2 separate regions of the Homo sapiens genome follow, and region 2 is linked to region 1. The links are chromatin loops, found by intact Hi-C in ENCODE. Cell type or tissue: heart right ventricle. All regions are shown on one strand. Each heading gives the region's core, and the rest is flanking DNA. Links, peaks and the distances in the headings are about the cores only.

Evidence for each region. A loop is a pair of places that touch in the nucleus more often than their neighbours do. Peaks named below come from ENCODE experiments on the same cell type or tissue, not always from the same donor. Only the 100,000 strongest peaks of a DNase experiment are listed, where the experiment ranks them.
Region 2: a loop joins it to region 1, with 8 times the contacts of the local background. A loop is called at or near these places in 27 of 110 quality-filtered maps.

Annotation. Positions count from the first base shown.
Region 1 is chr10:88,242,989-88,245,903 of GRCh38, forward strand. The region is part of intron 1 of LOC101929727 (a long non-coding RNA gene); the gene reads left to right. It also overlaps a transcript of RNLS not described here. Among named protein-coding and RNA genes, the nearest start is that of RNLS, 340 kb to the right of the region's middle. In heart right ventricle, for the core only: no CTCF peak of the experiment used is centred there; DNase peaks (open chromatin) are centred at 1,143 and 1,263; H3K4me3 peaks cover 1,176 bases; H3K27ac peaks cover 2,500 bases.
Region 2 is chr10:88,384,231-88,387,145 of GRCh38, forward strand. The region is part of intron 4 of RNLS (renalase, FAD dependent amine oxidase); the gene reads right to left. Among named protein-coding and RNA genes, the nearest start is that of RNLS, 200 kb to the right of the region's middle. In heart right ventricle, for the core only: no CTCF peak of the experiment used is centred there; a DNase peak (open chromatin) is centred at 1,513; H3K4me3 peaks cover 505 bases; H3K27ac peaks cover 1,170 bases.

The DNA.
Region 1 (2,915 bases), core at 154-2,653:
GTGAGGAAACCTGGGTTTGGATACCAGCTCCACAGTTAGACTTCAAGCGGAACATTGATCAGTTTAAGTCTCATCAGTAAAACAGTGATAATAATATCTGACTCTCTAGATCCTTGTGAGGATTAAATCATATAATGTGTGGGAAAATGCCTCGCACAGTGCCAGGAACATAAGGGATACTCACTAAATTTTAAGTTAACTTGCATGCTAGGAAATCACAAATATGCCTACTTTGCAGATGATAAATTCAAATTTACAAGATTATTACTGAGGCATTCAATGTCAGCTTAATTAAAGAAAATCCCATTTTCCCTGAAGCTCTGCTGGCTTTCTGAACTTTTTGTCCTGGAACAATACTCTGTGCTAACCCATTTTATTTTCATTGGTTTAGTCAAAGGACAATGAGTCAGACACTGCAGTTTGGGAGTCTTGAGTTCCATTTTGAGCATGCATAGTCCAGTGACCTTGGACAATCAATGGGACATTTTTTTGTGAACCCTTTTTGCATTTCCCCAAAGGCAAAGCCTTAGTCCTATTCCTCCTTTCTGTCTGCTCAGCACAAACTTGGCAACATTCGTTACCAAAAATCAGGGCATCGATATTTTAATTCACAAGAAAAATCCAATTCATGTAATATCTTTATCCCTCTATGAACTGCGGGGAAAAACGGAAGTAAGCAAGCCCAAATGTTCAGCCTAAAGCATTTGCCGATATTCCTTTAAAGTAATAATCTCCCTGCAAGGCCAGCAGCTCTTTAACGGACACTTCACTTTGCTGTTGGAAAGAAAACCTTTTCTGTGTTCTCTGCCTCCACCTGAACTACTCAGTAACTGAAAGTCATTTTGTTTCTCCTATCACCCTTGGCAGCTATGTACACATTACCCATCCATTTCACTATCTAAATCAGGAGTTGAGGAAAAGTCCCTGTGGGAAGCCTGAATAGCCAGCAGCTGCGTTTGGCCTGGCCAGCTGAACTTCAGCCTGCATCTTGGCCCAACCCCAGGACTGATAACGCCTTTGCTAAGCTTTAGATTTCCCCAGCATTTGCGTGCAAAATGGAAAGGCTGGTTTCCTCTGTCCTGATGGCTTCTCTCAATGCTCTTCGGGCTTGTTAACTTGTTTTAGGCAAGAAGAGAGTGGGGGTGGGGGTTCCTGGGCCCAATCCGGGGTCTGCATGCTTCCAGCCTGCCCCAAGTTGTACAGCAAATGCTGACCTATATTCCAGTGACACACACCAGATATGAGTAGGACATAACTGCCCAGGGCGCTGCCCACTCCCTCCTCCTCCTTGTTCCTCAGCCAGGAGGGCAGCCAGATCCGTACACCATGTTCTGTCTTGTCAGCCGATGGTGTGACAGGCACCGGGGGGCTTATTAGGAGGCAACGCCCCCCCATAATATGAACCTCTGGGCCACACCACACTGTATTCTCTCCAGGAAGAGTAGCAGTAACCGAAAGGGTGCAGACAAGTTGATCTCTTGAGTTAGATCACAATGATTTCCTTCCAGCCATTGTTTTTGGACTGCTTTGCTGTGTTTCTTTAGAGTGGGCAGATGGCAGGATCCTGGAGGTGTAAAACAGCTACAAAAAACAAGATGATTCAAACAGAAGGAATATGTATAAACCCTGCTGTATCATCTCGATATTAATCAAGAGACTTGGCTTTTCCTTCCCCCTTTGCAGGATGTTTAAGGTTTTCATGCTTTTTTTTTTTTCTTTCTTTCTTTTTAAAAGAAGGACACACTGTGTAAATGGGCCACTTTTGGGGTTTTGGCTGAAAAGTTGGTGTCATTTTTGCATTCAGTTTATTTTGAGGACAAGCCCAACTGAGAGACTTTACAGCAAGACCACTTACTTTGAGTAAATGGAAGAAAGTAAAAATGGAACCTCCATAGAAAAAAAGCTAATGCTGGGTAGCAAGGATGGTGCCATCCAAAGTACAGGAACCGAGCCTAAAAGAGACAATTTCAAGTTGAGTTGTGGTTTGCCACAGTGTCCTCGTGATCAGTTGAGTGGTCAGATGTCAGGGGTGACTGAAAATAAGTTCATTTTCCCACAGGGTAAAGGGAGAGAAGAAAAAAAGGGGAAAAAAAGGAAAAGCTTTGCCCATATGAAACAAATACTTTAAAATTTCAGAGTTTATCTGGCATCAGCTCGAAGATTTACCATCATCCATGTGACTTTTGTGAAGAGCACTGAAGAAGAAATAACAGTTGTTGCTTTTGATTAGCATAACATTTTACCCCCCTCCCTTTTCTCCCTAATGATCACAAATAGTCCTTTATGGTGTGATTGCCCAGCACCATTGTTCGTTCAAAAGATCTGAGAGCAAGGGTCTTGGGCTTACGTTATTAAGGCGCTGGCAGGGAGAGGAGAGCTAGGCAGAATGATCTCAGGCAAAGAGCTGCAGTCTCAGAATCAGAACACTAACAGAACCCCGGACCTTCCTAATTCAACCTGAGGTACAGCTTGGCTTTATGATGGCAGCCGCAGAAACGTCTTTTCATGCTGCATGTGTGCAGGAGGACTCTGAGATTCAAAGAGTTAAAGTATCATCTGCAATGGGAAAAAAATGGCTTAACCACAAATTCACCCTGTGCTGGGCTAGTTGTGTGTTATTGCATATATGTGATTTTCTTTTCTTTTTCTTTTCATTTTTTTTTCTTTTCAAATACTATTCTATTTCATGATCTCATATCCTAAAATGTCTCCTTTCTAATTTAGTGAGAGGGACTTCTGGTTCACCACCTGGAACAGGGTGCTTTCTTCTATCATATATGCCAGAAAAGCATTAAAATCTCAAAGGTGAAAACCCAGAGCATCAAATCACCCATTGCAAAACCGAAGGCTTGATTCCTGATTTGGAAATCACGTAACAGGCAACCTCGAATCCCACCATCCTGATGCTTTTTCTT
Region 2 (2,915 bases), core at 88-2,587, 140 kb after region 1:
AAGATAATTCTCAAAATAATTGTATAAGTTCATGTTTGTTGAGTGCTTACTATGTGCAAAGCTGTTTAAGTTCAGAGACTTTCTCAAGGTCAAACACTGGTAAATGAATTAACCATTATTTAGATGGTTAACAATGATATAGATAGTACTGTAGTTATAATTCCCATTTTACACATGAAAAAACTTAGGCTCAGAGAGGCTAAGTAATTCCTCAAAGCCACACAACCTAGGCTTTGCAGCCAGGAAGATGAGATTAAATCATGCTTAATTCCCTTACCAGTGTATGACCTTGGGAAAGGCTGTGAACTTCAATTTCTCTACACTATAAATTGAAAATTATAGTACTGACTATATCATAGGGTTGATTTCAATATTAGATTAATTACTATATAGAAAGCACTTAGAACAACTATAGCTCTAGTGTGGAGTAGTCAGAAATGGCCTGGAAGTTCATTTTTAGTAAAGAGATTAATAAAATAGTTTATTATGTACCAGGAGTTGATGGAGAACAGTTCCCAATTCAGCTGTCAATTTGAGCTTTTCGCTTATGAAATCTATGCTATTGAGTTGACGTTTGTTAAGGAAAAGAACCTAATGTCTGATAAACAGGCAAAAATTAACTATTACATTTAAATGTGACTATTGCAGATGTACTAAGTAGTTGAGAAAGCCAGTTGGGGTCATACTCACTTAGGCTTACACCTAGCTTTGCCTCCTTGTTAGCTGTGTGACCTTGGTCAAATCACTTAACCTTTCTGAGCTGAGGTACCCTCCTCTATAAAATGTGGATTTTAAGTAGGCTATTATAGAGGATGATGTGAGGATTTTAAAAGACCATGCATCAAAAGTACCTAAGATGAAGCCTGATTTAAGAATGAGCTCAGCAAATGCTAGCTCATTTCCTTGGATTAGCCTTTCTACACTGACCCAAGGCTTGCAAGGCAAAGCAAAACTAAATAAAAGCAAAATGAAGTTAAAAAGCCCAAACAAATAAAAACCAATTTGTTAATTGGGTGTTGGTGGATAAAAAGACTCTGAAAGTACATCCAGTCAAATTTGAATTTCAGGTAAACTATGAAATTATTTGTAGTATAAGTATATAAGTATGTAGTGTAAGTATCCCAAGCATTGCATGGGATATACTTACACTCACTAAATTCTTCACTGTTTATTCAAAATTCCAATTTAACTGGATGTCAGGTATTTCTATTTATTAAACCCGGCAGCCTAGACATGGTAGAATTTAGTAAGCCCAGACATGACAGACTCCTGAATAGCCAAGGCACAGAATTCAAAAGAGTCAAATGTGTTTCCAACTTGCTAACTGCAAAAGCATCAAGGAAAAGGTTGACCCCACCCTCTCTGTCTCTGCCAAGCAAAGAGCCCAGATGGGAAACCCCAGGTGAGTGATTTAGCCTCCTGTGCATACTCTATGGGATCCTGGTGCAGAGGTTGCTGGGAAAACCGTGGCAGCCTGCCCTAGGTTTTCCTTCGGGTGGGGCCCTGTGGTTATGGTGTGGTGACTCTTTGTCACGGTGCCCCTGCCACGCCCTGCTTAGTCCACCTGGTGGTTGGGGGTAGGGGAGAAGAGAAGTTACAGGCAGAAAAAAAGGACTTATCAATGTAACATATTTCTTAGGTGGTTTGTGCATTGCTGTTTGGGCTTGCAAAACTTTAATTATTACTTTGATGCAGAGTGGCTGCAGATTGTCACTGCCAGGCCTGATTTAATAGCCTGCTTGCACAAAGTCCGACAGAGATTGCTTTTGTTGCACTTTCTAACAGCTCGTGATGGTGGCTTTTTTACGTTAAGGAGGAAACTCTGTGGTTAAACTGTAGCCTAGGTATTTTTAGAGCCGTTACCATGTTAACCGAAATTTCGTACATTTCACCTGCAGGATATGCAGTCGTGCTTAGGGCCTTCCTTAAACTCTAACAAAAAATATAATTTAACAGTTGTTAATACTGTGCTTAGGACCAACTCCATGTTATCAGAAAAGCTACTGACCAAATACTGGACTGCTAAGAATCCTTTTTTTGGATGGGTGGTACTGTGCCATTAGAGAGTATTTTTTTTTCCTTGATATAAAACGAGTTGAAGGAACATAACCAAAAGGCTAAAATTGGTTAGTTCTAAAGGTCAGAGCCTGAAGGCAGTGACCCATTTGTTAATCATTAAGCTTTTCTAAGCCGTCTCTGACAGAATTCTGGCTTTCTGCCACTTCTCTGGTCATTTTAAACTGCAAATTCTTGTACTGTTTCAGTTTTTAAGTAGGTTTCAAAGGTTATGAGAAAGGCATAACTTGTTAGCTATTTTTCCTTATCAAACGTCTTTAGGGTTTTGGAAGGCAGAGCTGTTCTGTGTTAAGAGAATCCTCACAGCATACCCAGCCATACAGCATTTAAAGATGGACTCTTGGGTCCTCTGAAAAGGGTGGATTTCTAGCTATCATTCCCATGTTACTTAGTTTCCATAGATAAGCAGGATGTGAGGGCTGAGGACACCCACTTAGCCATTAGGTATTAGTTCCCAAATCACTGCTATCTCAGGGTAGTTGTCTCCAATAATCCCAGCACTGAAAGTTCAAAAAACAGGAGCAAAATAACCACAATGTATTTATCATCTTCTGTCATCAGTTATAAAGTGGAAGTACTTTAAAATATTTTGAATGCATTTTTGTAAAGCCCAGTGAGGTTCCAGTGCTATGACGTTTCATTGCCAGAAAACTCAATGCCAGTTTATGCTCTAGTCCATCTGAATAAAAAGTGATCTGTACACCCAAAACACATAAACAGAACTAAATTTTATGTAGCCAAGGGACATTAAGCTGCTAAAACATTTGCTTCAATATTGAACATGGAATAGCTGTCCTCTATTTCTCAAGGGAAAAAATATACAGTCAAACCTTGCTTAT